6 separate regions of the Mus musculus genome follow, and all the other regions are linked to region 4. The links are chromatin loops, found by intact Hi-C in ENCODE. Cell type or tissue: heart. All regions are shown on one strand.

Region 1 (5,000 bases), 710 kb after region 4:
TGGGCATAAAATGGTATTTCTTAGAAAGATCCAAATGAAATGGATGGGGTGGTGAAGACAGGAGTATTATAGTTCTCTGTGTCATCTGTGTTTCTTTTATACAATAAACATAAAAACTGCCATCCTGACTTCTTTTGTGCCATGGAATAGACTACGTCAGGCAGGAATGCCCTCCTTCCGTACTTCCTTCATCATCCCCAGTCCTTCTCTTCCCCAGTGTTTTCCATCAGAGTGACTGGCAAAGAGAGTGGAACAAGAAGTCACCACCTACGGTGTTCTGAACAGAATCAATGTCTGGCACTTTACAAAGTAAGACAGAATGTTTTATTGGCTCTTAACACTTTTCACACACTTCCTCAGGGAGAGAAGGCAGATCGAGGGAGGTGGATGGCAGAGAGGGTCAGGAACCTGACTAGCTTCACAAACCTACCAAGGATGTTTAGTGACTTTGTAGCACTTCCCCATTGATGACTTTGCTTAGATTTCTCTACATTGTCTGAACAGATTTAACCTTTCTGCTAATAAGTGCAATGCAGAATTGCAGACTCCCTTCCCTGAAAGCAGAAGCCAAAGGGTTTGGCCATCTGGGTCCAAACAGATTCTAAAGGAGGTATATGGCTCTTGGAGTCCCAGAGCATGGAGCCAAATCCTGAATCTGAGGTGTCAGTGAGCCCTGCAGACCCACCTCTGGATCTGTACCAGGTCTCATGGTGAATTCTAGAGCCTAATGGCTTCCACCTTCCAAATGCTGAGGTTTCAGGTTGTGCCTCGCCAAATCTTGCTCCCAAGGATTTTTTCTTTTGTTTTTCCTTCCTTCCTTCCTTCCTTCCTTCCTTCCTTCCTTCCTCCCTCCCTCCCTCCCTCCCTCCCTCCCTCCCTCCCTCCCTCTCTCTCTCTCTCTCTTTCTTTCTCTCTTCTTTTTTTAAAAAAGTTTTAAATCATTTTTTACAGTCCAGTCGTTATTTCCCTCCCATAGTTCCTCATCCCATTCTTCCTCCTCCATCTCCAAGATGATGTCCCCACCTCCCCCATTCCCCTCAGCCTTCTCCACTCCCTGGGGCCTCAAGACTCTTGAAGGTTAGGTGCATCTTCTCTCACTGAGGCCAGACCAGGCAGTCCTCTGTTGTATATGTGTCAGGTGAAGACCCAGAAATAAAACCACACACTTATAGATAGACACTTGATCTTTGATAAAGAAGCCAAAAACATGCAATGGAAAAAAAAGGAAGCATCTTCAATAAATGATGGTGGTCTAACTGGCAGCCTGTATATAGAAAAATGAAAATAGATTCATACTTGTCACACTGCACAAAGGTCCAAGTCCAAGTGGATCAAGGACTTCAACATAAAACCAGATCCACTGAATCTAATAGGAGAGAAAGTGGGAAAGAGCCTTGAACTCATGGGCACGGGGGCTCGGGGGAAGGGGGGATTCAGAACTCCAATGGCTCAGGCTCTAAGATCAAGAATTGATAAATGGGACCTCATGAAACTGAAAAGCTTCTGTAAGGCCCCCAAAGATTTTAAAATGAAAACTAATGGCACCCATTTGAGAGTGTCCTTGGATTTTTCTGTAGATCCCTCTGAGTTGAAGCTCCACCCACACTCCAGGAGCTGGCAAGGCAGAGTCTATTGAGCTAATGAGGTCTTGGTGGGTTTTGTTGTTGGTTTTGTTTTAATCTGGGGGATCTGCCAAGGAGTTCTTATATATTTCCTGAATTCATTGATACAACACCCTGATGTCTAAGGCTATGGTGGAGGCCTAGCTGTGCCCTTGCTCGCCCTGATGAAGGCACTGTATCTGGTAATCGTGTAAGCCATCCTGGATGGGCTTGATCTGCCCTGTGTCCTGAAGGTTTGCCTGGGAAGTAGAAACTCTAAATACACAACTTGTAGAATATGGATCAGAACCTCTGGAACATGAAGTACAGAGTCATATCCCTCATCTGTCCACCAGACACATGGAAATGGGTCCAAAGATATTTATTTATGTACACATATATACATATGTATAAACAAACATATAAATATATAATATTTGTGTGGGTAAACTGAGCTTATTCAAAAGAGGAATCATTTATAGACATCCCAATTTCCAAGTACTTTACAGCCCATAGGCCCTGCTCACACTCACCATCTTGAAATACAGCAACTACATTAAAATTAGAGACATTGTATAAGAAAACTGATATTGTATTTTTTTTAAAGTCAATATATTCAAACATGCACACCTGTCGGAACGTTGTAGACGCAAAGCCTAAAAGTAACCCCAGACTTCATAGTTCTGCTGTGGTTAGCTTTAAAAATGAATATCCATAGTCAATTTCTTTTTCAACGTGACATTATAAACATTCCAAGAAAAAGTGACCAATGTTAAAATAAGCTTCCTTTTCCTGATTTACTTACAGACCCACTTCCTAGAGAGAAACTCCAGGTAGTATCTTCCAGAATATCCCTCAGGTTACAAAACTATCCCTCACATAGCTTTCCTGAAGGTGGTGCTGCTGGGTCATACTCTGACTGATTCTGCGCCTCAGCATTTCCATCGATAAAATGGTGTTTGTCCCTGGTGGCTGCCCTGCTCCCTTCACATGGTGGCGGCTGCTGAGCAAGTGAGACCTAGGAGAGAGGGCGGCCTGGAGTCTGCCAACTCAGACTTAGCGATTATTTGATCAGGTGTCTCAGTCAGGAGAAGCTGTTTCTCATTTTTCAGGGACACACTTGCAATACCACATTCATCCTATAAAACTTTGTCTTAAATGTTTCCCAGAATTTAAAACACATCCCTTTGAAATGTTCATAGGCCCACTTCTTTTTCCTTTCTCCTCATGACAAACTTCATTTTTAACCTGTTTCCTAACCCCTCTATATTCCTCAAGTGGTCTCATAAATAAAGTCCTTCCCAAGAACAAACGTCATTTACTTGTTTCTTTGTTTGCTCTTTCATTTATTTATTTATTTATTTATTTATTTATTTATTTATTTAAACTTAAAGAGCAGAAAGGGTCTCATGACCTTCCCAGTATCCCGGAAGCCCGTGGTGGCAAAGCTGGCGTCAGTAACTCTGGGGTCTCTTTCTTCTGGAGGCTGTACTGTCCATGTGGGATATGTCTGCTTGCATCAGCAAGCTGATTCTTTAACTTTTCCAGGATCAATGTGATTTCCTTAGGATTAGGGTGGGGATGTAGTGTAGGGTTCCTTTAAAAAAGAACTCAAGAAGATGGACTCTAGAAAATCAAATAACCCTATTAAAAAATGGGGTACGGAGCTAAACAAAGAATTCTCAACTGAGGAATACCAAATGGCTGAGAAGCACCTGAAAAAAATGTTCAGCATCCTTAATCATCAGGGAAATGCAAATCAAAACAACCTCAAGATTCCACCTCAGTCAGAATAGATAAGATCAAAAATTCAAGTGACAACAGATGCTGGCGAGGATGCTGAGGATGCTGGGGACAAAGAGGGATACTCCTCCATTGTTAGTGGGATTGCCAACTGGTACAACCACTCTGGAAATCAGTCTGGCGGTTCCTCAGAAAATTAGACATAGTACTACTGGAAAATCCAGCAATTCCTCTCCCGGGCATATACCCAGAAGATGGTCCAACTTGTAATAAGGACACATGCTCCACTATATTCATAGCAGCCTTATTTATAATAGCCAGAAGCTGGAAAGAACCCAGATGTCCTTCAACAAAGGAATGGATATAGAAAATGTGGTACATTTGCACAATGGAGTACTACTCAGCAATTAAAAACAATGAATTCATGAAATTCTTAGGCAAATGGATGCATCTGGAGGATATCATGCTGAGTGAGGTAACCCAATCACAAAAGAACACACATGATATGCACTTACTGATAAGCAGATATTAGCCTAGAAACTTAGAATATCCAAGATACAATTTGCAAAACACATGAAACTCAAGAAGAAGGAAGACCAAAGTGTAGATACTTCGCTCCTCCTTAGAATGGGGAACAAAATACCCATGGAAGGAGTTACAGAGACAAAGTTTGGAGCTGAGACAGAAGGAAAGACCATCCAGATAGTGTCCCACCCGGGGATCCATCACATATACAGCCATCAAACCCAGACACTATTGCATATGCCAGAAAGATTTTGCTGACAGGACCCTGACATAGCTGTCTCTTGTGAGGCTATGCCAGTGCCCGGCAAATACATAAGTGAATGCTCACAGTCATCTATAGGATGGAACACAGGACCCCCAATGGAGAAGCTAGAGAAAGTACCCAAGGAGCTAAAGGGGTCTGCAACCCTATATGAGGAACAACAATATGAACTAACCAGTACCCCCCAGAGCTGTGATTCTAGTTGCATATGTAGCAAAGGATGGCCTACTCGGCCATCAATGGGAGGAGAGGCCCTTGGTATTGTGAAGATCATACGCCCCAGTACAGGGGAATGCCAGGGCTAGGATGTGGGAGTGGGTGGGTTGGGGAGCAGAGCGGGAGAAGGCTATAGTGGCCTTTGGGGATAGCATTTGAAATGTAAATGAAGAAAATATCTAATAAAAATGCCTTAACAAAAAAAAAAAAAAAGACCTCAGGGTCTCTACTGACAGAGCACCATTTCTGGTTGTGTGGCCTCTGATTAGCCCCACACTCAGACACTAGCTAAGAAGATGAGGAAAGATGTAGAGAGAGAGTATGGGAATGGATGTAGGCTAAAGGAATATCATATGACAAAGCCTAGTGACCCTATTCTATAACAGAAAAGAATCTTTATGGACTTTCTTTAACACGAGTTCTAGTAATGTACTATTTGAAAATAGATATTTTGTGGATGGCACTGCGAGTTTAATCTTGGTTTAAATGTTTTAGTATTTTCCCTTCCCAGATTCCAAACAGATTTATCTCAAAACGTGTATGTTTATTATTTTACAAAGTGTTTGGAAAACACCGCTTCTGGTTTACCTGAGTATCAATGGAGTTTTCTCATAGCATAGCTGTTTGATAAACATTTCATTTAGTGGTGATTT
Region 2 (5,000 bases), 500 kb after region 4:
GCCTCGCCAAACCTGGCAGCTACTATCTTTGAATGAGTGTTCAGGTTGGAAGATCCTTTGGCCTGGTAGAGCATAGCCCTGGCAATCCATCTGGACCAGCTGGTTCTGGATTGGTTCACTCTTAGCCTGAAACAGGTATCATTCCTATTTCTCTTGTTGGCATTGGCCTGAACTGGTCATAACTATCACAGGCGATGGGAGCAACCAAAATTGAACATAAAGGGAGACCCTCATGGATTCATAGGGTTCTTGAAGAAATTAGGCAGATCATGAAAGTGTAAGGGAGGAGAGGCTAGGAGAGGTGAGCAGGGAGAAGAGGTGAACAATGTTTTATTCATAACTATACTGGCTTTGCCCTCAATCTGGCTTTGACCTGTCTTTGAACATACGTTGGATGTGTTATTTGCCATTTCATTCAAATGTTCACTTCTGTTCCACAGTCAAGCACGTGGGTGATCTTTTCATCCAAGGAAATGTAAGCTCAGAGGTTACATAACTCACCAACTGAAGCCTTATTCCTATAAGGACAGAGAGGTAATGAACCTTCCGTTTATATTTTCTCATTATAGATTAATAAAGGAGGATGCAGATATTCAAAGAGGCAAAGCTATCATAACCACAGTCAGACCTGCTGAGCGTAGGCTTTGATCTGTTAATGCCAATCTGTTTGAAGCATCAAAATAGAAAGGGGCAGGGAAGGAAGGGCAAGATTAGGAATCTAAGCCTTTGAAGTGTCTGCCCTGTGAAAGCCATCTGTAAAACTGTAGGCTGCGTCCCTGTCCCATCAAATCAGACATAATCTTAGTTTACTTAAAGAGACCCTGAAGCTGGTAGCTCACTTTACAGATGGCACGCTGTGCTGTGGAAGAGAAGTCTCCCCACAGGTAGGAACCTAGAACCAGTGGAAATTGTTAAAATGCTACTTTAAAGTAAACTCTACTATTGAGACATTTGAAAAAGACACTAAGCCAGTGTTGAATCAGGCTCGGCCCCACTCCAGTCACCCCATGTTGTGCAAAACAGTGGTCCGTGCCCTGCCTTGAGAGAGACTGTTTCACCTGCAGCTTTTGAATCCAGACTGAAGATGAAGGATGATTGCGCACTTCAGTGTACATACAAATGGCTCGCTCTGTCAGCCAATGAGGCACAGGCTGATGAATGATTGGTTCCTGGAAGGAGAAAACATGCTACCATATGTAATTAAGGTACATTGAGATGATCTAAGCACATGAGCTTATTTCAATCATATCAGGAAAGCACCCAGCCTTAGGAAAGAGGAAACTTCCTCACCTGGAACATATAATACTGCCATGTACAGTGGTGACTCTGCTGATCTGTCACCTGATACCTTGTGTGTGCTTTAAAGGGACAACAGGCAGGGAACATTCCAGCATCCCAGGGTCTTCAGCTTGATTTGCCTTCACTGGTGACACAGTCTGTTTTAACTGTTCTCTCTGTTTGCTATTTGTACAGTGTAGAATTCTGCAGTGGTAGCCATGTGTAACCTAACATAAGTTTTATGTCTATATAGTATTGATATATTTACTGTGTAGTGTGTGTGTGTGGTATAATTGCTGTTGTAATGTGTGATCTGAGCTTAGAATAAAAGAACCTATTTCTTCAGCCAGCTACCTGGAGACTTTGGGACTCCTTGACAAATGTTGCCAATAAAACCAACCTAGCTGATTGTTATTTAATAAAGCCCAGCACTGTGAAAAGATACAAATGTGGCTGTGTTTACAAGTCAGCGAGCTCACAGCAGTTCGCCCAGATCTCTCCTTTTCAGAGATGGTGATAAAGCTATATTGACTTCGTAAAACAGATAAAGAAATTGGAGTGAGAAATACAAGATATTGAGTCAGCACAGCCAGGGATCAAGATGTTCCCTGGAGTCTTTTTGTGTGATCACGTCCCATAGCCAAGTTCACTTATCCAAGAGGAACAAGTGATTAGCCAGTTCTTTTTTTCTTTCTTTCTTTCTTTTTTTTTTTTTTTTTAAATGAACTTTGGCACTCAGCAAAATGAATGTGGAAGACATATGGCTGGGTCCTGTGGCCAAAGTCAGAATTGAAAATTTTTCCCTTTCAGGTCGTTGGCAATCTAGCTTGAGAGCCCCTGGCCAGCTAGAGGTTTGTCCTCTCTCTGTCCTGTGTTCTGCTTAGCATTTCTTTGGCTCTTTCTGAATCAGTGAATGATATCTGCCTTTACAGTAGAGAGAAATTTGTCATTTTGAGATTGGTAATATGTCAGCGACTCCATGCCCTACCTACAGCACACGCTAGCTGCAGGGACTGTGGGAGCAGGCACCGTGCCTATCTCCATGTCTACAGGAGTAGACAACAACGTCCTCCCTAACTCCTGACCCCTGCAAAGGGCTTCCCCGAGATGAGAGCTGCGCTACACAGTTATTTATGAGACGTTAACCTTCGATCATTTCCAAGGCACAACAAAGCCTTCTTCTCTGGGTTACTTATTTATTTATGCCAGCATTACAGTACTTCATTATTGCCACAGGGGGAACCGTCGGCTTAATTTTGCTTCGGAGACAGTGCTGCTGAAGTCATTCGGCTAATGATTTATGCCCCGCGTGACTGGGCAGTCGTCTGTGCTTGCTGATTATATCTTGTTTACTGTTTATAACCAGCAGTCATTATGCCACCGAAGGCCCCTGCCAGCTCACCGCGTTTATTTATCCCTGTGGATCTTTAGATACGCTGGTTAGTATAGAAAACTTTTGAATGGTTTAGTATTTTTTAAAAGCCCCAGAAGCTGTGAATTAAACCACTGTGCTCTCTGCCTCACGGGAGAAAGAGTTTGTTGAGAGTGAGCGGTGAACAGCACGCCCCCATCCCCCAGCTCTCCTGCTTGCTTCTGGTTTGATCAGAAAGAAAGCCTGAGTGCTTTTCAGGAATATGGGGCTGTGACTCCGTCATCAGTTTTGGGTTCTGAGATCACAGGTTTTTCCCCTTGGCTGCCGCAGATTTTACCATATTAAGGAAACAGTTTGCTTAGAGAAATGCTGCACGTGTATACAGGTATACAGGCTAGGTTTGGTGGCTGGCAGGACTCACCCATTTAGCCCTGGGGCCAGCCTCTGTGAACAAAACCTTTACAACCAGCCTGCAAGATTTTTTTTTCTTTGTTCTGAGATGCACAGGGCAGATGAACCACATGGACAGGCAGAGAAAGGGACGGTTTGTATAACGTGGCAACATGTTTCCGCACTGGGAGGTGGCGAGGCATCCTTCACTCTGATTTGTGAGACAAATTCCCTCCTCGATGGGCGCTGGAATTCACCAATGAGTCTAAATGGTCTATAAGCCCCAGGCACCTGCCTAGATCTGCTCCTCAGGGCAGAGAATGACACCACACCTGACTTTTCTACTAAGGGGTTGGGGATCTGAACTCTGGTCCTCACGTTTGCCTGGCAAGCTCTTTACCCACTGAGCTATTCTGCTTGCCCTTTGCAACGATCATGTACAAATGCCTGTCTTGACACTGTTCCCACTCAGAGAGAAGGAAGGAAAACCTTACTGTTCTTGTGAGCAGCCGCAGACCAATCTGGATGACTGGTTCTGAACTTAGCTTTCTCCATCGAAGCTGTTGGCTGCCGAACCCTCCCCGCTCCTCCCCCCACTTTCCTTTGCTTTTACTTTTACATAGTTCTCTCTCTCTCTCTCTCTCTCTCTCTCTCTCTCTCTCTCTCTCTCTCTCTCTCTGCCCCTGGAATAGCTTCATATCTCTGCTCCTTAGTCAGCCAGTTCAGCCTGGTCACAGAGCTGCTTTCTCTGTAGACTGGTGATCCAGTTGAACAATGAGTGCTTGCCCAGGGAACTCAGGCACCTCACATTGAACAAAACACAGGGCACAAGGCAAGAGTTGTTTCTGACAACAGGTTTAGATATGAGAATAAAATCCCTCAACTGCTATAATGCATGTGGACAATTCAACCAAAAAAAAAAAAAAATCAGGAATTGAGTACATCAGTTTGTACGTAGAGAGCCAGGGCCAGTCTCTAAGGATGGGAACAAAACTGTTCCCATGTTTCAGTGTTATAATTTGAACATCTGTATATAACTTTAGTCCCAGAGAGTCCCCTGACACTGTCTTCTATATCAAAAACGGCCAGACACAAAAAGGAAATATATGTGATGTGTGTGTGTCTGCACGTGCGTGTGTGTCTTTAAAACACAAACCAAAGAGTAATAACAACTGTTTGATTCTCCTCATGACTCTATTTTCCTCACACAGATGCAAACCTTGAGCATAAATATTTGCAATATTATAACACATGGGGATATGGAAGCCATCTTATTTAGACATCATTTCTCCCTGGAAATACTATTCTGGTTTGTCAGGAGTTTTCGTTCATGTGTGTTTTCATTTAGTCTTATAATTACTCCTTCTAAGAAAGTAAAATGAAACTAACAAATTTTGGTGCAAATTACTCTGAAACGTCATTAAAGAATTTTATCACTATTTTAGAAATGGAATCTTATACAGCTTACCTCAGATAGCTGGCCAATCTTTTCTGCTTTTAAAATTCAAAATGTAACTAAATTACAAGTTATTTCAAAGTCTCTCTCTCTCTCTCTCTCTCTCTCTCTCTCTCTCTCTTTCTCTCTCTCTGCCTCTCTCTCAAACACACAGATACATACACAGATACACACAGACAGACACAAAGATACACAGACACACACAAACACAAAGATACACAAACACAAACACAGACACACACAGAGACACACATACAGACACACACAGACACACACACACACAGAGACAGACAGACACACACACACAAGGCAAAAGCAAGTAAATGAAAGAAATCACCAATATTACTTGGGCACACACCGCTGCGCACTCAGTCTTTCCTTTTCAATTTTTATTGTTTGAAACATTTTTTAAATTTACATATACTTGATCTTACTCTTCCCCTTTCCCAAGTCCCCCAAGATCCTGTCTCACCTAGTACCCACCCAAGTTTAAGTTCAGTTCTT
Region 3 (5,000 bases), 490 kb after region 4:
GAATTAACTAAATGCCACTCTTCTTTCATGCTCCATTTTCTTTCTTTATCAAATCTATGCGTTTAAAGTTTTTCTTTCCTCGCTAATAACAAAAATAAATTTACTTTTCGCTAACTAAAGGTATAAAAAAACCCTTTATCTTATGATCTGCTGATCATTAATGTTTAGGTCCCTGTGCTTTGGGAATACAGCTGAGATTTCAACAGCATCTTTTATCTAACAGTTATAACTCATATCTGACCTATGTATTAAGGTATGAGAATATGTCTATAAGGAGAGAAACGTTCTCAATACATCACCGGAAGCTTCCAGAATATTTAGCAGCACTTCTTCACTTCCCCTGTCATTACGAGATAGAATGGAGTCACTCAGTAGGTCTCCTTTGCACTGTTATTTTCTCCTGTGAATTCTTTGTCTAGGACAATGGTGAGCAAAATAGCCCTCAGAATGAGGGAGATCATATCTGTAAGAGACTCAAGTCCACACTGTTTAAAGAATCTCTGTTCATCCTCAATGGAAAAAATATATATCAGCAAAGTTTCTAAATAACTACTCTGAGGCAAATCAAACATGGTGTGAGAAGCAAACACAATGTGGGCCTTGGGGTCGGCTGATCTATAACCCTTGGCAACTGCCACATAGGGTGGAGCAATTAAGCATTTGGTTCTGGCAACCATGGAGCACATCATAGGGGCTGGGAGAGCCCTTCCTTTTTTTAATCTGCGTTTTTCCTCCTTACTGTCCACCAGCCATGTAGTTGACCGCAAACGCTAGTTAATGGTAAAATCATTTGAAAACACTACATACAGTTTGTCTATTTTCCTGGCCACGGTGTGCTTTTCCCCAAGTCTATTTTATTACATAGGTTGAAACAACTCTGCAAACAAGAAGAATACATACAGTTCGTTTGAAACACAGACAATAGTTGCTTTTCTGCTGATTTGCTACTTTTTATATGTTACACTACAGGATAGATCATCAGAATTAAGGTCAGGTAAGCTCCATCCTGAATACTACTAGCTGTGGGAGATGGTGAAAGGATATAACGATTTGTGAATCTTTATTTAATCTAGGAGACAGGAAATGTACTTCACAGGATTGTAATAAGAATTAAATTAGACAAAGTACATGGAAACCCTTTGTGGAATGGGCAGCTATTCACTCCTGCTTGGGATTATCCAGATGTTTAGTGGGCTCCACTGACTTGCCTGCTCATGTGTATTCCATAACATCTTGTGTTTTAGTGACACCAGCTCCCAAAGCCAAAAGGATATGGAAGTTCCATGACAGAAAATTAAACAGCCCAAGTTGGATTCCCCCATCCCAGCTTCATGCTGTGATTCTCAAAATGATTTTTAGGGGAAATGCCAGAAACAGATCCATAAACTGCTCAGGAGACATACTATAAACACGGAACGACAAAAGGCTTGTGTCAGGGCAGGTGATCAAAACGCAAGAGAAGATGAGAGCGGAAAACTCTGCAATTCCAGATGGTCTCCATCTAAGGAGTGGCAGACACGGGTGATAAGTGACTCGGGGAAGCTGTGGTGGACATGTGTGAGCCTTCTCTGAGGACTGACGCTGTGCAGGTGCTGGGTCTGACTGGGACACCACACCTGTCTTTGTAATAAGGCGTGCAGTGCTGTTCTGTCTTTTATCACAATTCTTGACAGGTTTTGCAGTCATTGCCTCTGTGGCTTCCAGAGAGGATGTTAAATCCATTTTGAAGAAGGAAATCTTAGAATCTGGTGATCAGGTAAATGTTTTCGAGTGGCAGAATGGACTAGGAAAGAACAAAGAAGGCCTAGTTTTGCTTTATAAGTAATACAGTACATCACTTGTTTCAAGGTTTATTAAAGCAATCTCTGTTTACACTTGACCCTCAAAGTTAACATTTATAAAGCGCCTACTATACATGAGGCAATATGCAAAGCAGCCTCTCTCTCTGTCTCTCTGTCTCTGTCTCTGCCTCTCTTTCTCTCTCTCTCTCTCTCTCTCTCTATATATATATATATATATATATATATATGAATTCATATATAAAATGAATATAATACAGTCACTATATATGAAGAATTTGCATTTAAGGGATACGTTTATACATAACAGTGGATATAGCATCAGAACTGTGTGATAAACACATTGGTTGAGTACAAAGAAGCGATGGCATGGTATAACTGTTGCAGTGTTCACAGACTGAATGTCCTGGAATAGTTAAAAGGGTTTTAATAGAACAAGGAAAGAAGGAGCAGCCCAGAGAGGGTAGCTTGAGTAACTGTGTATGCATGGCAAGGTTTATGACAATTTATAAATTCTCAAATAGCCTGGGATTAGCAAGGGGTCTGGACCGGTTGGGTAATGAAGCATATGAGTATGACTGAGAGGATGGCTATAAAAAAAAAACAGAGATAAAATTGATTATAGGAAAGAAGGTGGGGGGGGGGAAGGCAAGGGTCACTTTGGGATACCCTTGAAATGATGAAGAGGGATTAGTTTTCAGGTAATTGGGAGGAGGTGGAGACCAGGGTGAGAATGTGAACTTAATCCCAGTGAAAATGTGGGCAGAAGATGAACGCTGGAAAGTGGGAGGACTTGAGTGGACATTAAAGAGCATCAGCTGCAGTAGAACATGGGCGCAGGGAGTTAACTACAGGTTGTCTCTAGGGCTGGAGCATGGCTCAGTGGTAGAGCATGATTGTAATGGGTGACAGAGTAGACAGTGGTATCATTAACTATAAGATGACCCAAACTTGGGCAGGCAGTTTAAGAGGAGAAGGAGGAATTTAAGAAAACTTTCTATGTTTCCTCTGGCATGTGAGCTCCCCATGAAGATACTATCAGGAAGTTGAAAAGGCCCAAGACTGCCAATTCCAAGATTCCAAGTAGATTCTGAGCCCAGAATTCACATGCAGGACCACACATGCCATGCTACAGATGCAGAGGTTGTAAATCAAGCTGAGGACTGCTTAAGACCATGCAGGCTAATCTCCTCATGACAAACATATTTTTCCAACAGTCTTGAAGGCAAGCGTGCAACTAGAGTCTGTGCTAAAATGTGCAGATAGCTTTGGCAAAGTCCCTCTCTTCTCTTTCTTCTCACCAAGCCTCACACAAGGAAAAACCAGCCTGCATGATCAGGCATGTCACAATTTCAAGTTCTGTCTCTATCTTCCTTCTCACTAACAGTCCACCCTTAGGACATGGGCATGTACTGCCCACAGCACAGTATATTCTCAAATTCCAGAAGTCTCTCAAACCTGAAAGTAGACTCAACCAGAAAGATTTGAAGTGATCCAGAGGTCCTGGGTGTAATCGAGATGAGCCAGCACAGGCTCAGGGCAGCCATGTTCTATGGTGTGGATACGCACTTGTCCTGTGAATATGGTGTGGAACAGCACATATGTAAAGCACCTGAAATCCACAAAATCATCCTCTTCTTCTAATCTAGAAGTACTATTAAGAAAACACTCCTAGAAAAGTTGATTTGAGAGTCACACATACCCATGAATAAATGAAATAAAGAACCTGTCTTATGGTTTCTATTGCTGTGCAGAGACACCATGACTACAGCAACTCAGTTTCAGAGGTTCAGTCCATTATCATCCTGGCAGGAAACATGGTGGCATGCAGTCAGACATGGTGCTGGAGAGGTACCTGAGAGTTCTACATCCAGATCAGCAGGCAGCAGGAAGAGAGAGTGACTCTGGGACTGGCTTGAACATTTAAAACCTCAAAGTCTACTTTCAGTGACATACTTCCTACAATAAGGTCACACATCTTAATAATGCTACTCTCTCTGAGCCTATGGGGGCCATTTTTATTCAAACCACCACAGACCATATCAAGGAATCAGAGAGAGAAGGCAGTAGTGGATACTCCACAGAACAAGCTGAAACAGAACCAAAGGATGGACATGCAGACAAACAAAACAAAAACAAACAAACAAACAAAAACCAAAGACAGAAAATGCAGCACACTGTTCCCTATGTTTGTTAAAAGCAGAGGGCAGCCAGATGAGATGTTTCCAAAGGATCAGAACCAATGAGAGATTAAAGTTCTGAAGGAGGAGTAGACACTCAGATTATCTTGTTGAAATACCTTGATGCATTCTTGAATACTCTCTCCCCAAAGGAGAGTTGATGCCTAAAAACAGAGATTCATTGCAGACAGGGAAATTAACTAGTCATTAAATGTCAACTTGTAAACATGACAAGAGTTAAAAAGACAAGTGGAGCCAGAAAGATCGATTTATTTTTCTACACAAAACACAGCTGTGCTCACAACCACTGGTGAATTTTAACAGTTTCTAATAATCTACGGCTTGTGTTGTTTTCAGCCAGTGCCTTGAGTGGGCTTTCTGAGTGCTGTTCTATCTAATGGCACGTATGAATCCGTGCCTATGCCACAAGCCGGGCAACACAATTTCCGATCCCCAGAATTCACATCAAAGTCTGATGCAGTAGTGAGGATTCTTAACCCCAATGCAGCTACACCAGCAGAAGGAAAACAATGACGGGGGAATCTGGAAATTCACTGTCTTACATAGTGGCAAAGAGATGGAAGAAGGAGAAAAACCAGTTTCCAGTTGTTCTCTGACGTCTAATGTACCTAGGTTGGGAGGCCCCAGAGTTGAAGATGTTAGCAAGCATACCCTACTTTCCTAATTCTTTGTCAAGCTGGGTGAAGCACTCTATGCGTCAGGCTTGAACTGGTAATTTATCTTACAAAACTTACAGGTCTTATACCCCAAAGCTCTGGAAACCCCTTTTTACCAAGCATTGTCTCTCTGGGAATGGTAAGTAAGGTGAGCCTCCCTCCTCTCCCAGGCCATGGATGCTCTTCCCACCCCTTCCCATTTTAATGCTCTTTCCAAAGGCTCCAAGGGGCCTACTCTGCACAGTTGGAAAATATTTGAGCTAGATAATCTTCAAGCTCCAGTTCAAACACACCCTCCTCTAAGGCAGGTGCCCCTTTGGCCCTGGAGTGGCTCTTGAGTGGGT
Region 4 (5,000 bases):
TAGATTGGATAGTTGAATGTCTTGGGAGTTAAGTAAGCAACATTTCAACCCACCACTCCCAAAGGAAAAAAGGGTCTTAGGGACACGCATGTTCTCTTTTCTGTTGGTTCAGACACTATTGTGAGTGTCCAGTGGAAGGAAATCTCTCCATAATACAGATAAATAAACAAATGTTAGTAGGATGAGTAATATTTCTTTTTATAGTGCTTTAGACCAAGGCCATTCCCAAGTACAGAAGAACAGGAAGGGGGTTCCAGATGAAACCTGCCCCGCATTGCTTTGTGGCAATGGAAAATGGTGATGTAGCGAGGCACACGCAAGAGAGATTTTTTGGACGAGATTGTTGGTGATGTGCAGACTTTAGGTAGACAAAAGGAAGGGATGAGGACGGAGCCAGAGCCGGGCGTGGGGCACATGCTTACAGTCTTGGCTCTTGGGAAACAGAGGCAGGAGGGTCAAGAAATCAAAGCCAGCCTCAGCTGTATAGTAAGTTTGGGGGTAGCCTAGGCTACATGGGGCCCGGTCGCAAAACCACTCCCAAATGTAATTGAACAGATCCACTGGTAAACATATCCGGTGCTCAGTCTGCCCCGACACCTTTGTCTTCTTTAAAAAATTATCATTCTTTTAAAAAAGACGTTGTTTATAAGAGAAACTGGAATGCTATAAAAATGAGTTTGTAATCCTCACTGGATTCCACTATGATGGGAAAAGCCCCATCACTGGGCATCCTCCACAGTCAGATATCTCCTTTCAGCAAAGCCTTGGTACTTGGCTCGGGAGACAGGAGACAGGAATGCTCTTTTGTTTGTCCTTACGGCTAATAGAGACTTGCTTAAAACATCATTAGTCACCGGGCTGGAGTATCTCTGAGCAACGCCTGCCACCCCTTGAGGGATGGCAGCCAGAAGGTGATCAGGGACTTCTGAATACTTCTAAGGAAATCTGAAATGCAGGGTCCTGAGGGTGGCCAGGTTCTCTGAAACACAGCAGGTCAGTTGAATATCCGGGAGGCACCAATGTCAAAACCAGCTGCCACTTGGATATATCTGTAAATTCTTCTTAGTGCTAAGCAAATGAGAAATTATAGCAGGACTTAGGCATGGGCAGAAGTTAAAAAATCAGGACTCCAGGAAATGGCTTAGGGGTTAAGAGTGCTTATTGCTCTTGCAGAGGACCTGGGGTTCAGTTCCCAGCACCCATAAATAGTCGAATTACAACCTATGTTCGCTCCAGCTCCAGAGGGATCATAGGCCCCTTATGACAGGTGCACATAAGCTTACACACCTGCACCCACTGGTACACAAAGTCACCCACACTACACCTATATGTGCACACAAGAGTGTACACGTGTATGCAAGCGAATGCACTTGCGCGCGCACACATGCACACACATACACACACACACACACACACAAACACACTAACTACACAGTGAGTTCAAATTCATGACCAACTTACAGCGTGAAACCTTCCTTCCAAACTAAACGATCCACAAATGACTGGGAATATATTCATTGTCAGATATATTCAGGGCTCAGTTTGCTTTATTTTTTTGTTTGCTGTGTCTTTTAGATTCTATGGGATTCTCCCCTCCCCGCTCTCTTTTTTTGTCTTTAAGAAGAGAGAAAGGAGAGAATCGAAGAATCACCAAGGCAACTTTCTCCTGCAGCTCTGACTTCTCCCGGCTTTGTCTCCAAATTTTGAGCCAGCCTGGGTGAATGAATGTGAATTTTATCCCTGAAAACAGAGACCAGCTGTCTGATGCCGGCTTCTCTTGCCTGTTTGATTGGCAAGGCTTTCTGTCTCGCTTCCATTAGAGAAGAAATACTGTTTAGATTTCGACACGAGATATCGCCGGCGGAATAAACAGTGCCGTTCTCATGATAAAGTAGATGTTTAAGAAGGAAGGTTTATTTAAACCTTCTAGTGAACCACATTCCACTTGAATTCCGAGACACTCCTACAGGAAACAACTTTTATCAACTTAATTTTGCTATTTTCCAAGCCTGTTGTACACCCAGCAGCACAGTGTATGCCTTGGTAGCCGGGTAACCTTTATAACTAGAGGCTGAAAAGAGGTGCGCTCAGAGAAAAGGCCGAGTACTGGAGGTGAACGGCAGGGGGCGCTCGAAGACTAGGCACTGCGGGAAGGCTAAGGGCCTGCTAAACCAACTTTTAAAAATTTATTAATTCTTTGAGAATTTTATAGAATACATATTGATTATATTCACTCACCATTCTTCCTTTAACTCATCCCAGATTCACCAACCTCCATAATGCCACCCCTCACCCAACTTTATGTCTGTTTCTGTTTCTTTTTAAAAATATCTCAATCCCCATTTGTGCTATTCATACAAACCCGAATGAGGGGCCATCCCCTGTATCCCAGTCCTTTTCTTCCTCCTCTTAAAATGTAGGAAAGGAAAAATGACAGAGCCGCAGCCAGAGAACACAGGACGCCAGAGCACCAGAGACATGCAGCTGAGGAACCGAGTTTTAAAATTGCTCTTTCTTTCAGAGAACTCAAGGAACTTAGACCACATACTGTTATTTTCCACGCCAGTCATTCCACAGCTGTCCTGGCAAACATCCCCTTCTCTTCAGCAGCCTCCTAACTTTCATCCCACCCTAAAGTTCAATTTGGGCCCTGGGCTGCCCCAGCCGGGGAGATACTGTGTAGCATTCAGATCTGAGTGATCATTAAGCCTGAATACTCTAAGCAACAAGACTCAGGTGATTGTAAGCCTCTGGCTGTTCTTTATAACTAGACTTCTGAGTTCAAAAAAATATGTCTGTTAGCATATTCAAGGAACTCCCAGGCTGGGGAGATGATGTAGTTCAAACTTGTGCAGTCCCAGCGTTGTTCCTTCCTGGGAAGTACAGACAGGAGGATCGCTGATGCTCAAAGGCCAGCTTGCCTGGGGAGGCTCTGTCCCAGATGCTTAGAACATAAGAATCAACACCAGCTTGGTTGTCCTCTGACCTTCCCTTTTGTGATGGGCACACATGTGCTCACATTCACACGGGTGAATGAACATGCATAGTCGTGCATACACACACACACACACACACACACACACACGCACACGCACACGCACATGCACACTCGCGCACACACACACACACACACACACACACGCACGCACGCACACACGCTCTCACACACACAGAGCACACACAGAAAGGATGCTCTCTTGTAGAGTAACCAGAGTTCTGGCTGAATCAGTGGAGGATTTAGAACAAAACTCGTAGTTGGCCTAGGACCAGCCAGAGTCAAGCTCCCGGGCCTCCCAGGTGGTGTGGCCAGTCACTCCTGAGAGGGTAGAAGAAGACAGGGATGCCCTGGTGTTGGGATTCAGAGATGTGCACTGAGGAGCTCTGCTTTCCCATTTATTGTTTAATCTCCCAGGCATGTGTTTCTTCATTTGTAGGGTGGCAATTCTTATATTTGAGTTGTTTGAGGCTTAAGAAAATGTATGAGGAACGTTTATAATCTAAGTGTGAAAACAACCCAAAGACAAACCTCACCTTCCCAAGCATAGCTGCAAAATACTGTCAAAAATATGTTCAGGATTTCCCCAAGTGTGGTGGCTTTTGTTTGTAATCCTAGCATTTGGGGGCCTGAGGCAGGAGGATTGCTTTGAATTTGAGGCCACTATGGGCTATACAGTGAGTTCCAGATTAGCCTGGGCCACAGAATGAGACCTTAAGAAACCATGATGATAATATGTGCATGGTTTTACACACACACACACACACCACACACACACCACACACACACACACAGTTTTTGAGGAAGACTGAGGCCTCTGGAATTGTGGAACTAAGAACCTACCTTCTCATTCAAAAACTTTTTCTGTTCTTCACGTATGTTTTCCTCCCTCGCCCTTCTCATTTCTTTCCCCACAATTACCAAAGTCTCTTCTTACAATTCCTGCTTGATAGTGATTTAAGAACACTTAATTTCCAGTATGAAGTGAAGTGTAGATTGGTGATTTCTAGACTTAGTTACAGTATGGGTTGTTTTCAGCCACCTAGGGCCCTGTCAGTTGTCTTTAAATTAACTTATTAATTGGTGGTTGATAAAGTGTACAGCACACGAGCTGTTGAACCATCAGAACTCAATTAAATGACTTACCTTTCTAGTTTCTTATTTGGAAAGGCAATGGGGAAAACATACACAAACACCATTTTTCATTCATTCATTCATTCATTCATCCATTCATTCGTTTCCATTTTATGTTATTGTGAGTGTGGTGTGTTTTTATGTGATATGTGTGTGTGTGTGTGTATGAATGTCCACCCCCTTCTGTATGTATGTGAATACATTCATGTGTGTGCACAGTGTCCAGGTATGGTGGAGGTCAGAGATCACCCCTGGGAATCTTCTTCAATCACTTTCTACTTTATCTTTTGAGACAGAGTCTCTAACTGAACCTGTAGCTCATGTATTTGGCTGGCCTAGGTGGCCACCGAGCCCCAACGAGCCTCTTGGCTTGACCTTCTAGTGCTGGGATGACAGGTACAAGCCGTGCCGTGAGCCTTGCCTTTCACATGAGTGTTGGAGATCTAAGCACAGGTCTCCGTGCTGGTTTGGAGAGCACCTTATTCACTGAGCCATCTCCTTGGGCCTCTCACATATTGTTAGATTTCGTGGTTGGTGTGGGGAATCAGACAGCGCTGATGAAGGCATGAGCAGAGACTGCAAGGGCTAGAGTAAGCAATGGAGAACCCAAGTGCATTGACGACCTGGAAGCAAAGTCGGGAGCGAAGACTTGACTGTTAAAGCCCAGTACTCACAGCCATGGTCTTCAGAAAACATACCGCCCCCTGCTGGGAGTAGGCGGCTCTACAGGCCTGGCCAGCTGAAGATCTGAGCAGCTGAAAGACTTCCTCTAGGTCCATGTTTGTCCATCGACAGCTAATTGGATCTGTCTAAGTGGATTGTGGTCAGACCAGGATTATTTTTAATCAGGTACGAACACAATTACAGAAGG
Region 5 (5,000 bases), 1.0 Mb after region 4:
CTCCAGTCCATGCTATAAAGACATGACCTATTCTTTCGCTCTGAAATGATATTGTTCAGGCTGTCAAACAGTAACCAACAAGAAACTGTACTTCACACTGTCACCCAGAAAAGGGAAAAAGACGCACCATCACACTGGTGGCTATTAGTCTCCATAATTGTTTCTAGATAAATAAAATTAACTTCTTTACCCTGCAAGGTAGTTCAGTTGGTAAAGTGTTTAGCATGCAAGGAAGAGCACTTGAATTCAATGCCCACAACCATGTAAAAGTAAGACATACTGATGTTCAACTGCAACCAGCTAGGTAGGCTGGAAAGCAACTGAGGAAGACATCTCTATTTACCTCTGGTACACACACACACACACACACACACACACACACACACACACACACACTGTCTCACAACTACCTGTAACTCTGGCCCTGAGATCTCACTCCTTTGGCTTTCAAGAACAATACATTCATGCCCACATATTTAAGAGAGAAATACAAATACAAACAAAAATAAACAAATGTTTAAAAACAACAGCCGTGGGGCTGGAAGGATGGCTCAACAGTTAAGAGCACTGGCTGTTCTTCCAGAGCTCAGATTCCATTTCTAGCACCCACATGGAGGCTCACAGATTCTCTGATTCTCTATCGGGCAACTGACGCCCTCTTCTGGCCTCCACAGGTACTGAATGGCCACGGTGCATACACAGAGGTAGGCCATTTACTACACCCATCTCCCGCACACTCAGTAGCTGGCTGTGGCGGTGCACACCTGTTTGCGAAGCTGAAGCTGGATGATGGAGATTTCCAAGACTACCCTGGTATCTCACAAGTCCGACTCAAGAGTTAGACAGACGTGCTCCTCAGCATCCCCCTCGCACATACAGGTTCTGTTTCAGTATTTTACAACCAAGGCACAGGGACTCTAAAACCTATAAGACATGTTCACATGACAAAGTTACGTCATGAGCTCTCTTACAAGTGGCACTGTGGTCCAGGGGCAACTTGATTCTATGATGGAATAAAATCCCTTCTGAAAGAAGAAATTTGTGAACATTCTCTTCCTTGTGTATGCTTTGAAAACTGGGCTCAACTTCCTGAAGTTAACTGAAGGGCTAGAGAAGTCAGCTCTGCTTCCAGGACAACCTGTTCATCACAGGCAGCTGTGCATGCCCTTTTGTTATCCACGCGGGCTTCAGAAGCTGCAAAGACGCTGTGTGCTGCATTAACCTCCGCTCAGCAATGTCCCATTACTTAGCATCCCTGGATCACTACCGAGAAAGCTTGCTCACAGTTATTTAGATTAAAATGACAAAACCACCAGCCACACAATTTAATATGGCACTTACGTTCCCGAGTGAGATGAAGACACAGACACACACGCACCTTACGGCTTTCCTATAATAAGCATTCAGCACCATGCTACGAGCTTCACTCTGACAGGGGCCCCGTAGTCATGGAACATTTATAGCCCTTGATTTGGCCTGAAAACATAAACCTCCTGCTCCAACCCAGGGGCAGGGTTGGGCCTCAGTGTAGAGCAGATCCAAGTGTGTGCCATGGGTGGTCGCAGGGCTCCCTTCATGGAAAGATGGAGAGAGACGGGTCCTTCTCATGAGAGCGCGTCACGCTCAATACCTACTTCCCTTACAGACTTGGTAACTGGAGCCAAGTTTCACAGAAATAGTGGAGGAAATCACACAGCTTCACTGGTTTTCTAGAACTAAAATAGAAAAGATAACAATTTGAAATTTTATGTACCTTTTTCTTAAAGGCTTAGCCACACAAACCAACGGCACCAATCACCCACCCTCCGTGACAGACAGATCTATGGATCTGAGCAGGGAAGCAGAGATTTCATATCAAATTCACTTTAATTATAAATGGGACCGCACTTTAGAAACCCTGATGGATGATGGGCATGTGTCCACAGCAAAGGATCCTAGAAAATTGCAGTTTACTGCTCAAGAAAAAAAATATTTCTCTGTACAAATATTTTAGAAAAACAGGTTAAATTTCTGTAAGAATTAAAAATACAGCTTTAATACAGTCTGCACCTGAGGAACCCTAGAGCACAGGTTCTCAGGAAGTCCTAGCATTTGGCAGATGGCCATGCGCAGGCTCCCAACCGTCGGGTCATTTGCAGCGGAGCTGGATGCTCCCGTCTGCCGCTCAACGGCTGGCTGCGGCCTCTGCCCTGCCACCAGCAGGCTCCTCGCCCTCGCTCTCCTTGTCCCAGTCCTTCATGCTGGCTCCCATCATGAAATCATCTCGCAGAATCTTCCACCCTGGGCTCTCTTCTGATTTCACTTCAGTCTAAGAAAAATCACAGAACCAAAACATTCACAAATCAATTTAACCATAAAGAAAATTTAAAAATTATATACTTCAAAACAAACTTTTCAATATGTACTTTGAAATGAGATAAAACCAAAATAATATAAAATTGATTTTATATTCTGTGCTCATGTATATACAAATACAGAGTAAAGAAAAAATTTCAATTCTACCAATGAAACATAAAAGCAAAATAATTTAGAGTTGGGGAAAATACAGATTTGGCATCACTTTTAAAAATATTTGGACAACATTAATTAACCTTTGGTGGTACCTTATTAGAAAATCCTTGGCAGTGACTTTAATGGAGCCTAAAGTTTAACCCCAAGCGCACTGAAGCGAGAAGCTAACTGGCACTGTGCAGCTGCTTGAGACAGTGCCTCTTCCAGAGTCTGTAGCAGCGCGGACATACAAGGTCTCACTGCCTGACACAGTCACGGAGTCGGGAACTAATAAAGCCCAGGAGTTAGAAGTAACTGAAGCAAGCAACAAACTCAGGAGACAAGTCATTCCACGCAGCCACGGGGTAAGACCTGGAGCTAAGGACACACGCCTTCCTTTGTGGAACAACAGCACCACCGTGTGGCAGTCGTGTGTACTGCAACACTGACGTGACCAAAACCAAGTCCTGTTCTCACAACCACAGGTAGTCTGCAAATCTATCCCATCTGGGGGCTGTGTCTATGTAGCAAGCATTTTTTAAAAAGACACCAAAATGTCCGCAAGGTTTCACAAGCTAATTACATAACTGTGCTACAGCTTGTTTATTTTTTAGGAACCTATTTATGTATTAAGAGGAAAAATGGACCGCTTCTGCCTTTGTGGGATAAAAAACTAAATCACAGCTTGCACCCAGAACAGCCGGGAGCCAGGGAGGCAGACAACTGCATAGACTGGGAGCTGACTTAGTAGTTCACGTATCGACACCGGCTGCAGTGGAACCAGCACTGGGGACTAGAAACACTCGTGTGGTGTGAGACCACGACAGTGGAATGCTTGTCAGGTGAGTGGCCGGGCCCTGTTCCCCACTGACTGCTGGACTCTCTGGAGCGGAAGCTCCACAGCTATTCCAGGTTTTCTGACTCAACCCCATGCTCTTGCTGGCACTCAGGACCAACAATTACAGCAGGCTGGCCAACTTAACTGCTCAAAGCTTTTGATTAAAGTAGTAATTTGAAATAGGGTCTCATACTGCAAACCATGTTAGACTACGACTCATTACTGTATGTTGCCCAAGCTGGACTTCAACGCGCAGCAATTCTGCCTTAGCCTCCTGAGTGCTGGGATTATAAAAATGAGCCATCATGACCTGGTTTCAATTCAGTTTTTTTTGGTTTGGGTTTTAAATTTATCAACAATACAATTTAGAATTATAAAAGGCAGTGAAACAAGATTGCTCAGTCTTTGAGAATCAGGAACAATAAATAGATTGGTACTCCAGATAGTCTGAGGGCTTTCGAAATTATGACAGTTTAAGCATACTTCATAGTCTGTAATTTGAATAGCTAAAATTCTTGTTTAAATAAAATACAGCAGGTTTGGCCTAATGGACTAGGCAAGGAACTCTCAGCCTGGAATTCAGGTTCACTTTGGTTTTAAAGCACCCATTAGACATCAAGGATGGCCAACCTGGAGTGAAGCTGAGGAGAAGGGAGGCAGGTGAGAAGGTAAAACTGAGACAATCACACAGGAAAACAGACAGACAATAGAAGACAGTGTGAAGTAGAACCCGTTCAGGAGGCTCCTTAACTGCAGTGCAGAAGAGACAGCCAAGGGAGAAGAAAGTCTCCAGGCTCAGCGTGAAGGAAAGTTCCAGAACAACCTCATGCCAGGCCTATGGAATGCAGTACAGCAGTGACTTCACAGGGCACAAGCAGGCAGAAGATCCCATCACCAAGCCACAACCTTCCTGCCAGCACTGACACAACCAGTAAGAGTGAATGGAGACACGGTACAAGAACCAGGACACTCGGGTGCTAGCTAATATGGGAGCAACCTCGGATGGCACAGCAATGCATTTAAATAGCAGAATGGTCACAGGGACACCCTGAGGGGCGATGGATCCCCGCAGAGAATGGAGGCTTCTATAAAGAATACCTCAGTAGGAATATAGGAAAGTGTGGAGACCCTGGCTTATACGCTGCTCAGTGGCAAAGAGCACCAAACCCTAGCTTTGTACTAAAATAAGTGAGTCTGGGGTGAAATGTGACTTCCAAGACTACATGAGTGCAAAGAGACCTTACAAGGCAGGACAGCAAAACAAGAGACAAACAAAACCAGATGGCTACACTGTCATTTACAGTCCCAGATTCCCTCTAAGTTTCTCAAGAGCATCTGTCAAGGAGCCCTGCTGGTCCTATTACTTACATTTTATCATGATGACCCTGCCTGCCTGTTGTGGCTGTCTTTGCTGTATTACTGAGTCGGTGTGTGCTGGCTAGACCCTCTGCAGCACCACATTTCTGACTCTCTGAGTGCCTGCCAGGTGGGAATATCACTCCATATGACGAAAGGGAACGAGGGCTCAGGACATGAAGCCTTTGTTCAAGCATTCATGAGCAAGTCAGCCCTGAAGCACAGGCCAAAATCCACATCTCTTACACACGCTGCTCTACTACCTGTTACCTCCCATCAACAACCCAGCAGAACTAACGCTAAAATACACAGAAAA
Region 6 (5,000 bases), 1.0 Mb after region 4:
TCCACACACACACATGCACATAGGCGTGCATGCAGCATCCTCCTCCACACACACACATGCACATAGGCGTGCATGCAGCATCCTCCCCCCCCACACACACATGCACATAGGCGTGCATGCAGCATCCTCCCCCCCCACACACACACATGCACATAGGCGTGCATGCAGCATCCTCCTCCACACACACACATGCACATAGGCGTGCATGCAGCATCCTCCTCCACACACACACATGCACATAGGCGTGCATGCAGCATCCTCCTCCACACACACACATGCACATAGGCGTGCATGCAGCATCCTCCCCCCACCACACACACATGCACATATGCGTGCATGCAGCATCCTCTCCCACATACACACACACATGCACATAGGCGTGCATGCAGCATCCTCCCCCCACCACACACACACACACACACACATGCACATAGGCATGTATGCAGCATACTCCCCACACACACACATAGGCATGCATGCAGCATCCTCCCCCACCCCCCCCACACACACACATAGGCGTGCATGCAGCATCCTCCCCCCCAACACACACATGCACATAGGCATACAGGCACCTCTCTCCCTGAACAACAATAATCTATTCTATTTTACTTGATATTTGTACATTGAACTCAGGATGAAGCGATAGGGCAGTGGCAGGGACCATGATGAGGGGGCCTTTAAGAGACCTGTGCTGGTCAGAGAGAGAATGGTTACAAGGTAAGAACAAGGAAGGCCAGCATCCAGGCAGCCTTAAAGAACGAATCACTGTGTGATGACCATGCTCCCAGGCTGGACCACTCACTTGTCCAGTCCGGCTGGAGACAGTTCCGTCAAGAGTGAAGCTGCCTGCCCAGTGACCAAGGTTGCCGCCCCTCTCCAGGTTTTTCTAACATTTAGCAATGCTTCTAATTCCTTGACCCTGGTGAAATCCATCGACTAAGACAGCATTTACCAAGGGCATTGCGCACACGATTGCGCACACGATGCTAATACTGAGATGTGGGGCCCGGACTCTTTCTGGTTTTTTCTGTGGGTTTTGGGTTCGAACTTAGGTGTTCCTGCTTGCGAGACAAGGGCTTTACTGACTGCGCCATCTCCAGAGACCCAAATGGAAGCATTTTTAAGATGCATATGCTGTAGGTGACTGTCACCTTTCCCCTCAGGGGGCTTCAGACTGTGAAGAATTCTACTAGCAAAGTCATCAACCTGTATCTCAAGCAACTCTGCCTTTCTACTACCTCGCTCTGCAGTTTAAAAACATGAAAATAAAGCAGGAAACACAGGGCAACAGTAATTGCATAAAAAAAAGAAAGAAAAAAAGCCTCTCTGTGGTTTGTATGACTGATGGAAAAACTGGTAAATAAGTATTTTAAGAAGCAAAAGTATATGTTAATAACTATTTCTGAAAGTACAGCCAGATAGATGGCTTTGATGCGTAAAACTTGAGAGTCCTGACCACAACTCTCTAGTGACTACTCCAACTCTCAGAAAAGAACGTTAGAGAACTCACAGATTTAATCAAAGTTCTTATTAATGAAATTAGCCACATCATTCACTCATCACACAAACTCAGGCAGCGTGGGAAGAGAATACAACAAATAAACGCACCACGAGCAAGGAGGCAGGGTACCACAGGCTGTCCTGTTAGGGTGAAGCTGCTCTCAAGTCTTCGCCCATAGGAATGGCTCTGGTTTTCTCTCTGGTGGGAAAAGAGGCCACGAGACATCATGCGCGACATCCCCCAGCCTTGTTTATCTCAACATCATTTCACAGCTCCCCTCTGAAAACACTTACTCCACGATTTCAGTAATTCATCTAAAACTACACCACCGCACACAGCAGTGAAGTCTGCAAGAAGCTGTGGGTCACAGGCCAGCCAATCTCCCACGTGGGAAGAAAACAGGTAACAACCATAAGAAAGATGAGGAGGCCAGCAAAAGATGGCTCCGTGGATAAAGCTGCTTGCTCTAGAAGCTAGTGACCTGAGTTCCATGCCTGGAACTCGCACAACTCTATACCGTTGTCCAAGTTGTCCCCTGACCTTCTCACACTCACACACACACACACACACACACACACACACACACACACTATGGATGAACACCCCCCCACACACTAATAATATAAGAAAAATTGGGAGTTAACAGGCATTTCATGCATTTTAGAAAACAAACGAATAATAGATATCCTTAGACATGAGAAACAAGTGTCTCCCTGTCATACTGCAGTAGGGCTGGTGCGATGACTTAACAGGTAACACACACACGTGCCACCAAATCTAGCGACCCAGAGTTCAATTCCCCAGGACCCACACAACACAGCACTCCCATAAGTTGCTGTCTACCCCCCACATACTCAATAATGAACACAATTTTAAAATAAAATTTTCTTTCCTGTTTAACACAACCTGTTGCTTCCACAAGCCAGGGACTCCTGAAAAGTTAACATCAAGTAACTGAGGGAATTGTGTCTCAAAAGGTGTGATCAATATTCCTATTTGTGGTTTTTGAATCTGGTCTGTTATGTGTTTTTAAAAACAAAGGCATCATTAGAGTTCCTAACAAGTGGCAAGCTATCCATCAACCAGAGAAAGAAATCAGCAACCAACCATGTGTCATGGTGACCCGAGTCCCAGCAACTCGGAAACCATCTTACAGATGACCGGTTTTATTTGCTCCTTGGAGAAGCCTCTCTGTCTTAGGATTTTACATTGAGTGGGATCATTAGTGAACAAACTGTTCTAGGGTCAGTTTGGCTATTTGACCAGCTGTAACAATTTAATCAATGCCAGTTACACTCGTGAAAAAAGCAACTACTCAATTTCTGGGGGAGAGAAATTCAATGAGAGCAGAAACTCTGCCACCTGGAGGACATACGTGGTATTTCACAATCTCCAGAAACAGCATGCTCTCAAGCTAGAATATTTTCCTCACAGTTACTGCATCATATTAAAAACCTAGCATGATTAACATTTTTATCTCAAGAATATTTTCTATTACTGCACATAAAATAAAAATGACCGTTTTTAAAGTATGACATTTTAGGAAACATGCTTGGGTCAGGAGCTGGGGATGTGGCTCAGGTAGTAGGGCTTGCTTAGTACCTGGAAAGGCCTGGGTCTGATGCCTACAGAGGATCAAAGGCTATGCCAGTGCACAGGTCTCCTAGCACTGAGGAGATAAAGGTGTGTGTGTGTGTGTGTGTGTGTGTGTGTGTGTGTGTGTGTGTGTGTGTGTGTGTTAAGTTTAGGGCCATCCTCACAATGAGGCCTGAGCTTAATAATATCTCTGCCTTAAAACAAACACAAAGTCCTTAATCAGGGACAATGGGACATCCTTAATTATGTTTGTCACCTGTTACGTCCTAGATGTTAACATTCTAAGCTAAATACAATCTTTTTAAAGCATAACAAAAACACCAGCCACTGTGTTAAGCAAAAATCAGCAGTCCAAGGCAATCCACTGCATCTCAGTACTAAAGGGAGCCACACCAAGTCTGTGGGTGCTAGACAGCACCCAGATAATCAAAATATATAACCCTTTAATTATCAGACATGCTTGGGCAGGACCTTGTAATGGCTTCTCCAGCAACACGCTATGCAATAAACTGGCCTCAGCTATGCAAACACACCCTGGGGGTGAGAGAACTGGAAGCCGCCACTGGCAGGAAGATAGGCATCTCTTGTTGCTTGGTGCCTGAGTTTGTCTTACACTGGCCACACGCTCATGCCACGAGTAGGGCCACTAACTTAAACATGCTTGATCATCTTTCCCCTAAGAGTTCAATTTCTAGAATCTAATTTGCTCTCAGTCATCAGTACCAGTTAACATGGTGGGCATTCCTTATCCACAGGGGACATTTAAAGATGTCTGAGGGGGCTTAGAACTGGAAAGTAACAAGCCCTGTTTATATTCTTTATTCCTATATATACATACCTATGGTTACTATGTATAATTAACTTCAGTATATAATTAGAATAATTACTAAAATATACTGTAATAAATGTACTCTCTCTAAAAGTAGTCCACCATATTACATATCTTTCTGCAACCTCGGTAATTTTCCTAAGACAATAACTTCACCTTTTCAGATAAAGGAAGCCTTTTTACAGCTTCCCTTTGGCACAAACTGCTGGCACCCATTATTGTCCTTTGCGGTCACTGTTAGGGTTACTTGAATATAAGCACTGCAATACAATGACCAACTTGGCTACCCGTGGGCTGGCAGTACTGTGTGGATCCAGTGGCAGGAGGAGGGTCCCTTCCCAGGCAGAGTCATGCATTCTCTCATGCTGCTCACAACAGCGCACAGCTTAAAGCAGGTGAACTACTGACATTTTCCACTCGTGTTTTTAAAACATGGTTTCCATGGGTAATTGAAATTGCAGAAGGTGTCCTCACATGGAAGAGGACTACAATAAACCAAGAAAACAGGTGCCCATTTAAAAATCAGCTTTCACTCCTTAAGGGGCACAGGGAAGCAGGTGAAAAGACAGGAAAGAGTTGGGCTTCTGTGGGCCATGTTCCCCTGGGGTAACTGGTCAACCTGCTGAGACAAAATCTCTTCCCTTCATTTCCTAAGGAGCAAGACTGTGGCATTCCATCAAATAATAGGCTTTTCAATACAGGACTTGTCTTCTCAGACTCTGGAAAGTCAGTCTTATAAAGAATGTCTTTATTAATGTTGAATACATTTAAATTCTCACCTACACCACCCATGACCACATTAGCATCATGGGTATGTTTTTCTTTGTCTTCATTGATCATTTGAAATGGGAAAATATGGAATTTTCAGGTAACATTAACACTCTCAAAAAAAAAAAATCAATGAATTCGTATGTGGTTTTTGATCTATTAAAAACAATTCCAAAGCAGCATTCCTGTGAGTGGTTTCTTGAACTGAAAGGGACATCCGAGGAAGATCAGTAGACTCCTGAGTAGCTGCTGTCGCTTCCTGTCAAGCACGTTAGGGTCATGGTGTCCTGTGCAGCCGGCTGCTCC

The links. Hi-C counts contacts between places; a loop is a spot of excess contacts. Peaks named below come from ENCODE experiments on the same cell type or tissue, not always from the same donor. Only the 100,000 strongest peaks of a DNase experiment are listed, where the experiment ranks them.
Region 1: it touches region 4 in a loop (2.3-fold over the local background); 4 of 42 quality-filtered maps call a loop at or near these places.
Region 2: it touches region 4 in a loop (4-fold over the local background); 9 of 42 quality-filtered maps call a loop at or near these places.
Region 3: a loop joins it to region 4, with 2.6 times the contacts of the local background. A loop is called at or near these places in 8 of 42 quality-filtered maps.
Region 5: a loop joins it to region 4, with 8 times the contacts of the local background. A loop is called at or near these places in 21 of 42 quality-filtered maps.
Region 6: a loop joins it to region 4, with 6 times the contacts of the local background. A loop is called at or near these places in 25 of 42 quality-filtered maps.

What each region holds. Positions count from the first base shown.
Region 1 is chr1:186,390,665-186,395,664 of GRCm38, forward strand. No RefSeq gene overlaps it. Among named protein-coding and RNA genes, the nearest start is that of Gm35341, 15 kb to the right of the region's middle. In heart, CTCF peaks have their summits at 2,504 (motif pointing right) and 2,713; no DNase peak of the experiment used is centred here.
Region 2 is chr1:186,180,260-186,185,259 of GRCm38, forward strand. No RefSeq gene overlaps it. Among named protein-coding and RNA genes, the nearest start is that of Gm35201, 45 kb to the left of the region's middle. In heart, a CTCF peak has its summit at 2,506; a DNase peak (open chromatin) is centred at 2,592; H3K4me3 peaks cover 228 bases; H3K27ac peaks cover 1,695 bases.
Region 3 is chr1:186,172,256-186,177,255 of GRCm38, forward strand. No RefSeq gene overlaps it. Among named protein-coding and RNA genes, the nearest start is that of Gm35201, 37 kb to the left of the region's middle. In heart, no CTCF peak of the experiment used is centred here; no DNase peak of the experiment used is centred here.
Region 4 is chr1:185,679,975-185,684,974 of GRCm38, forward strand. No RefSeq gene overlaps it. Among named protein-coding and RNA genes, the nearest start is that of Gm35023, 64 kb to the left of the region's middle. In heart, CTCF peaks have their summits at 2,124 (motif pointing right) and 4,847 (motif pointing left); no DNase peak of the experiment used is centred here; H3K27ac peaks cover 1,112 bases.
Region 5 is chr1:186,719,239-186,724,238 of GRCm38, forward strand. Rrp15 (ribosomal RNA processing 15 homolog (S. cerevisiae)) reads right to left here. Exons shown (of 5, transcript NM_026041.2): 5 at 1,848-2,308. The coding sequence ends at 2,165. Among named protein-coding and RNA genes, the nearest start is that of Tgfb2, 16 kb to the left of the region's middle. In heart, CTCF peaks have their summits at 681 (motif pointing left) and 2,927; a DNase peak (open chromatin) is centred at 2,903.
Region 6 is chr1:186,710,138-186,715,137 of GRCm38, forward strand. No RefSeq gene overlaps it. Among named protein-coding and RNA genes, the nearest start is that of Tgfb2, 6.6 kb to the left of the region's middle. In heart, a CTCF peak has its summit at 2,866 (motif pointing left); no DNase peak of the experiment used is centred here.